Regions from separate parts of the Homo sapiens genome. Here region 1 is linked to region 2. Evidence: chromatin loops called from intact Hi-C (ENCODE). Cell type or tissue: endothelial cell of umbilical vein. All regions are shown on one strand. Each heading gives the region's core, and the rest is flanking DNA. Links, peaks and the distances in the headings are about the cores only.

What was found. Hi-C counts contacts between places; a loop is a spot of excess contacts. Peaks named below come from ENCODE experiments on the same cell type or tissue, not always from the same donor. Only the 100,000 strongest peaks of a DNase experiment are listed, where the experiment ranks them.
Region 1: a loop joins it to region 2, with 2.4 times the contacts of the local background. A loop is called at or near these places in 13 of 110 quality-filtered maps.

What each region holds. Positions count from the first base shown.
Region 1 is chr19:42,395,934-42,398,834 of GRCh38, reverse strand. LIPE-AS1 (LIPE antisense RNA 1) reads right to left here and starts at 1,687. Exons shown (of 3, transcript NR_073180.1): 1 at 1,611-1,687. LOC101930071 (a long non-coding RNA gene) reads right to left here and starts at 1,707. Exons shown (of 2, transcript NR_126041.1): 1 at 1,611-1,707. RefSeq lists enhancers at 619-1,302, 1,303-1,986, 1,841-2,000, 2,021-2,160. In endothelial cell of umbilical vein, for the core only: no CTCF peak of the experiment used is centred there; a DNase peak (open chromatin) is centred at 1,754; H3K4me3 peaks cover 1,291 bases; H3K27ac peaks cover 1,312 bases.
Region 2 is chr19:42,131,896-42,134,796 of GRCh38, reverse strand. It overlaps POU2F2 (POU class 2 homeobox 2), which reads left to right and starts at 2,351. Exons shown (of 15, transcript NM_001394376.1): 1 at 2,351-2,413. The coding sequence starts at 2,386. It overlaps LNROP (long non-coding regulator of POU2F2), which reads right to left and starts at 2,168. Exons shown (of 3, transcript NR_038332.1): 1 at 2,036-2,168; 2 at 1,769-1,892. It overlaps MIR4323 (microRNA 4323), which reads left to right and starts at 1,284; the gene lies at 1,284-1,352. RefSeq lists an enhancer at 1,080-1,129 and a silencer at 1,410-1,669. In endothelial cell of umbilical vein, for the core only: a CTCF peak has its summit at 1,558 (motif pointing left); a DNase peak (open chromatin) is centred at 1,546; H3K4me3 peaks cover 955 bases.

The DNA.
Region 1 (2,901 bases), core at 292-2,791, 260 kb before region 2:
TTCTCTCTGCCTCCTGAATCTCCTTATTTATTTTTCTTTCTTTCTTTTTTTTTTTTTTTTTTTTTGAGATAAGGTCTCACTCTTGTGCAGGTTGGAGTGCAGTGGCACCATCTTGGCTCACTGCAGCCTCGACTTCCCGGGCTCAAGTGATCCTCCTGCTTCAGCCTCCTCAGTAGCTTGGACCATAGGCATGCACCACCACACCTGGCTAATTTTTCTTTTTTTTTTTTTTATTTTGAGTCTCACTCTGTGGCCCAGGCTGGGGTGCAGTGGCGCGATCTCAGCTCACTGCAACCTCCCCGTCCTGGGTTCAAGCAATTTTCTGCCTTAGCCTCCCGAGTAGCTGGGATTACAGGTGCCCACCACCAAGCCTGTCTAATTTTTTGCATTTTTAGTAAAGACAGGGTTTCACCATCTTGGCCAGGCTGGTCTTGAACTCCTGACCTCGTGATCCACCCGCCTCGGCCTCCCAAAGTGCTGGGACTACAGGAGTGAGTCACCGCGCCTGGCCACACCTGGCTAATTTTTTGTAGAGATGAGGCTGTCACTATGTTGCCCAGGCTGGTCTTGAACTCCTTGGCTCAAGTGATCTTCCCGCCTCAACTTTCCAAAGTGCTGGGATTACAGACACGAGCCACAGCACCAAGCCTTGCCTCCTGAATCTCTATCTTATCCCCTCGGCCTCTTCCCTGATCCAGGCTCCACTCTCTCCTACCTGAATCCCTGCCAGAGCCACCTCCTGGGCTACTGGCTTCCAGTCTCATTCCTCCAGTTCTGGACCAACTATGACCTTGTCCTCCACTACTCTCAACCCTTCCATGGCTCTCCACTACCCCCTCACCCTCAGGACAAAGTCCAAGCTCCTCAGCCTGGCCTCTGCTCATCTCTTCGGCCTCCTCCAGCCTTACAGTTCCCCTGCTGGCCATACAGACTTGACTGGCCTTCCGCTTAGGCACCTGCACGCAGTACTGCTCCTGCATGCCTCCCTGTCTTTGGTCACGCTGAAACACCCTCCCCACACCCATTTTGCCTGGCATCTCCACTTTGCCTGGCACCTTCTGCTCCTCCAAGATCCAGCTCCAATGGCCCCTCCCCTGGAAACCCTTTCCCGACCACGCCAAACTCAAAAAAGTCTCTCCTGGGCTCCCACCGTCTCCGCACACCCATGCCCATCAACGTCCATCCTCCCATCTGACCCGGGCTCCTTGAGGGCACGGCCCAGGCCTGACTCATCTTGGTCACCAGCATCGCCCAGCACGAGGCTTGGCACACCAGAAGCCTCAGGAAATGTTTGTCTAACTAATAGGTGGGAGAGTGTGTGAGTGAGTGGCTAGACGAGGGAATCCGTGAGTGAGAGAATTGAGGGCAGGAAGGGCAGAACGGATGAAGGAACAGGAAGGCAGGAGCAGACGAGAATCAGGCTTAGGGTGGGAGGAACGGATGGATGAATAACAGATCCAGTATCCCGGTCTCAGTTTCTCCAAGAAAGCAAGATGGGTTCGCCGGGACTGAGCTCCTCCCCCCTCCGCCTCAAGCCTCACTAAGCCTCACGGTTTTCCACCCGAGCTATGTGCAGAATCCTAATACTAGGCGTGCTGGAAAGGGCTTACCCGGCCAGACTCGGAGAACCCGTTCCCTCGCGAGCCCGCTCGGGCCTCTGCGGAGTGGACCAGGATTCCGATCCCTCAGGTTCCGGGTCTATTGGCCGACTGACTGGGCCTGGCAGAGACTGGCGTCTCCGAAAGCCTATCGCTGCCCGAGTTGGGCTGTGGGCCCCGCCTACCAGGCAAAGGGTCCTGAGTGGCCCAGGGAGGTAGAAGGCCGAGTGTCCATTGGCTGGAAGATAGTGACTGACGTCATGGATAGCTTTCGCCGCCAGACTCCAAAGAAGCGCCTCGCGTGTCGGACCCGCCTCCGGAGGGACTGAGTCGGGGTGGGAGCCCTGGGCGTAGACGGTCGCAGAATGGTCGTGAATGGAGTTTCTGGCCCCACATACCTAGGCTGTTTGCTGACCCGATCCTTGGGTCTTGAGGAAGGTTGGGGATTTGAGAGTTCAGACTCCTTGGTTCTGAAGGAGGAGAAGTCTGGGACCCGAGGAAGGAGGGACTAGGGGCCCGGACTCCTGGGTCAGAGGGAGGAGGGGGCTGGAAACCTGAAGGTTTGGTGTCTAGGAGCGGGAACTCCGGGATCTTGAGTCACTCGCCCGCCCAGGGATGACAGGTTTGGGGTTCAGGATTTTATGAGGCTATTTATGGGAAGGGAGCCAGGCCTTACCCCCAGGCAAGTGTTCTGGGTAATGAGGCGGAGCTTGTAATGGAGAGGGAGAAGGAAGAGGCTCAGGGGAAGCTCTGGCCTGGATATGCCCTTTCCTCATCCCGAAAAGGGAAGTCAGAGGCAGGTGCTGTCTGCAAAAGGAACCCAGAGCTAGAGGAGACTGGAGACTCACGTGAGACTAAGAGAAAAATAGAGATACCAAAGGGGAGATGGCAAAAATAAAACAGTAATAATAACAGAGCTCTCTTGTACTGAGTTTACTGTGGCCTGGTTCTGTGCTGAGCATTTTACATAATTATCTCATGTCTTCCTCGCCACAGCTCTGAGAGATTGGATTATTATTAGTAGTATTATCCCCAGTTTACAAGTGAGAAAATTGAGGCCTAGTGAGGGAGAATCCAGATACAGATGTAAAGATACAAGAGAGACACAAAACATAGATGGAGATAAACAAAGAGTTACAGGCCCAGAGAGAAAAAAGAAAACGCAGGCAACAAACAAAAGGAGAGGGGCTGAGAGCTGGGACTCCTGGGGCTGGGGAACTGGAGAGCTGGGGACCCGGACTCCTGGGTCCTGGGGAAAGCAGGTCCAAGGATGGGGTCTCCCAGATATTTTCTCCCGTGAATC
Region 2 (2,901 bases), core at 196-2,695:
TGTCAGTTACCAGCCCCGCTGGCCCTGGGGAGCCCCCTACGTCTCCTTTAATTACCGCTCAGCCCTGAGCCCAGCCTGGCCTCCCCTGTACCGCCTCCCTCCCAGCTCCCTGCACCTCAAGTGGCCCCCACTGCTCCCTAGCTCCCATGCCCTACCTGCCTCCCTCAGCATGGCTCGAGGCCTCTTCTGTGGCAACGAGGCCACCATCTCCCCCTGCCTTGAGCCTCCCTGTTCCAGCTGCCAGTGTGTTCCAAACTCTGCCCCTCTATCCTCTCTCAGGCAGGCCCATCCTCCTTCAAGATCCCCTCACCAGGCCCAGCTCTGGTCTGAGGCACTGAGAATGGAGCCAGCATGGGAGGCGAGAGGTGTGGGGTTGTTTCATCTCTCAGGGAGCGTATACAGCCTTCCCCGGCTCCAGGACTGAACTGCAGACCTGGCCGCACTGGAAGTGGGTGGTCCTTCTCTGCTGGCTCTAGGGGGCTGGAATGGGGTCACATCCAAAAGCGTGTTCCTGACGTGGATGATGTTGAGTCTGTCCAGGGTGGAGCATAAGGGTGGCTGGTGAGGTTTTGCCCCCCCCCATAATGTCCTATAGCCCCATTTCCAAGCCCCCCAAAACAAATCCTAACTGAAAACAAAGCTTACTGCGTAAATGTCGCTTTGAGACAAGGCTCCAGTGTCCACTGCTACCAGGCTGCTGTCGGGAAGACCCTCATGTATAGAAATCCTGTGGCCAGTTGCTGTGTGGTCTGTGGATCTCCTCTGTGAAATGGCCTTTACGATACGGGATGTTGTGGAGTGTAGATGCCGGGAAACGGTCACCTCTCGTGTGCATATATGAGAACTGCCAGTCCTTCCTGTTGTGCCCACCTGCTTGCCTGGGTGTGTCTGGGTGCACAGGGCACGTGTGCAGTCAGGGGAGGGCACTCCTGTAGTTGTGCCTGTAGTATACCCTTTCTGAGTGTGCCTGTGTGTGAGTGGGTGCGAGTGGCCAGGAAGTATGCTTGGGCACATATGTGTAGAAGTGCCCTTGTGCCCATGGGTCCATGTGAGGGAGTAGAGGAGGTATCAGTATATGGGAGTGACCATCGTCAGCAGGGAGGGCTGGTGTTGGGGCCTGTGCACATAGATGTGTTCATGCACGTGTGTGTGCACACGTGTGTGTGTGTGAAGTGCTGGGGTTCATCTGTAGAAATACTTGTGTGTGTGAGGGTGAGTCCAGGCGTCTGTGCATGCACCTGTGGTTTAGGGGGCCCCCCAGCCACGGGGCGCAGGATGTCCTGCGGGGCCCAGGCGGGCATGTGGGGTGTCTGGAGACGCCAGGCAGCCCCACAGCCTCAGACCTCGGGCACCAAGAGGAAGAGGGCAGCGGACTCGGGCGCGCCTTTGTCTGAGCTGCGGTGCGCCGGGAGTCCTGCGCCTTTGTGTGACCCTCGCAGGTGTGCGAGCGGAGGTGTTGGGAGGGTGTTGGGGAGGGGAGCGGAGGGAGGGGCTCCCTTCTCCGCAGCCGGCCCCGCCCTCCGGCCCATTGGCTGGGCGCTGCCGCCCTCTGGCGGGCACGGAGGGAAGCGCTGAAATGGGAGCGCCGCAGCGCGAAGAGCCAGCCGGCAGCCCGGGGACCTGGTGCTCCCCTCCACTGGAGCCGCCTCGGGCGCCCGCATTTGGCCGGCGACTTATTGTAGCCCCAGGCCAAGTCCCCGACCCACCGTCCCCACTACCACTGCCCACGGGCACCACTTCCTCCCAATGGTGGCACCCAACAGCTCACCTGCAGATAGGCGCAGGGCTTGCTTGATCTTCCCTGCCGCGGCGTGCTTTTAAGCTTCAACGCTTCTTGGCTCTGGGCCTTTGGGAAAGCTACTGCTCACCTCTCTGATCCTCAGTCTTTTCATCTGTAAAATGGGGCAAATAAGAGTGACCACCACATTGGAGATGGCACCTGTCAAGAGTGAGGCACAGGGTCAGGCATCGGCAAAGCCCTCTCTCCAATAAGCTGCTGGCTAGTGTTTTATTGTTGTTACTGCTGTGGACCCACCTTCTCTCCCAGACCCCCATTCCCTGTTCCAGACTTGTTTGCCTCCATGGGGGCGACAGAAGTCGGGGGGCAACTGTTGCAGGCACCTCTTGGATCGCAGCCGTAGGAGTCGGCTCTTCCAGCCTGCTTATCCTCTGCCCCACTAGCCCCCACCCCCCAGCACACACACATGATTTGGGGTGGGCCGGGCTGCCGGGGCGGGTCTGTGGGCCAGGGTATTTTCCCTTCTGAAGGGGGCGGACCGGCCCTGTGGTTTCCTCCCTGAGTGACTTCCGGCAGGGAGGGCTCGGCCCCCAGAGAGGGTGGGGAGATGACACAGTTGTTCCCCCAGCCCTGGCGGGGCGGGCAGCATGGTTCACTCCAGCATGGGGGCTCCAGGTAAGGGGGCTGGTGCCTGTGCCACTGCTCAGAGGACAGGCAGCACATTTAGGTTTGCTCTGCGGGCCCTGCCTGCCCCTCCTCCTCAGCTGTCTCCATTGTCCTTCTCCTCTGTACTCTAGCAACTCCCTCTCTCCCATGCCGGGTCCCCGCTAACCCCCACAGCTCCTCTTTGCCCTCTCTTTCCACATCAGGCACCGGAACTTCCAACATCTTCTCTTCTCTGTTGCCCTGTTCCGAAGGGTCTGGGGACGGGAGGGAGGGAGCTGGGTGTTGGTAGCGGGCCCTCATGTGGAGAACCAGTGGGGTGGGTGACATGGGCAATCCTTGGATAAGGGCTGCAAAGGGATTGGAATGCCAAGTTGCTGGACTTGGGGGATGTCATTCCCTTTTGAGTGTGTGTGTGCACATCTGGTACAGGTGTGCGTGTGCATGTGTGTGTGCAGTAGTTCTGAGTGCTCTGAGTGGGACTGCTGTGTGCTTGTGAG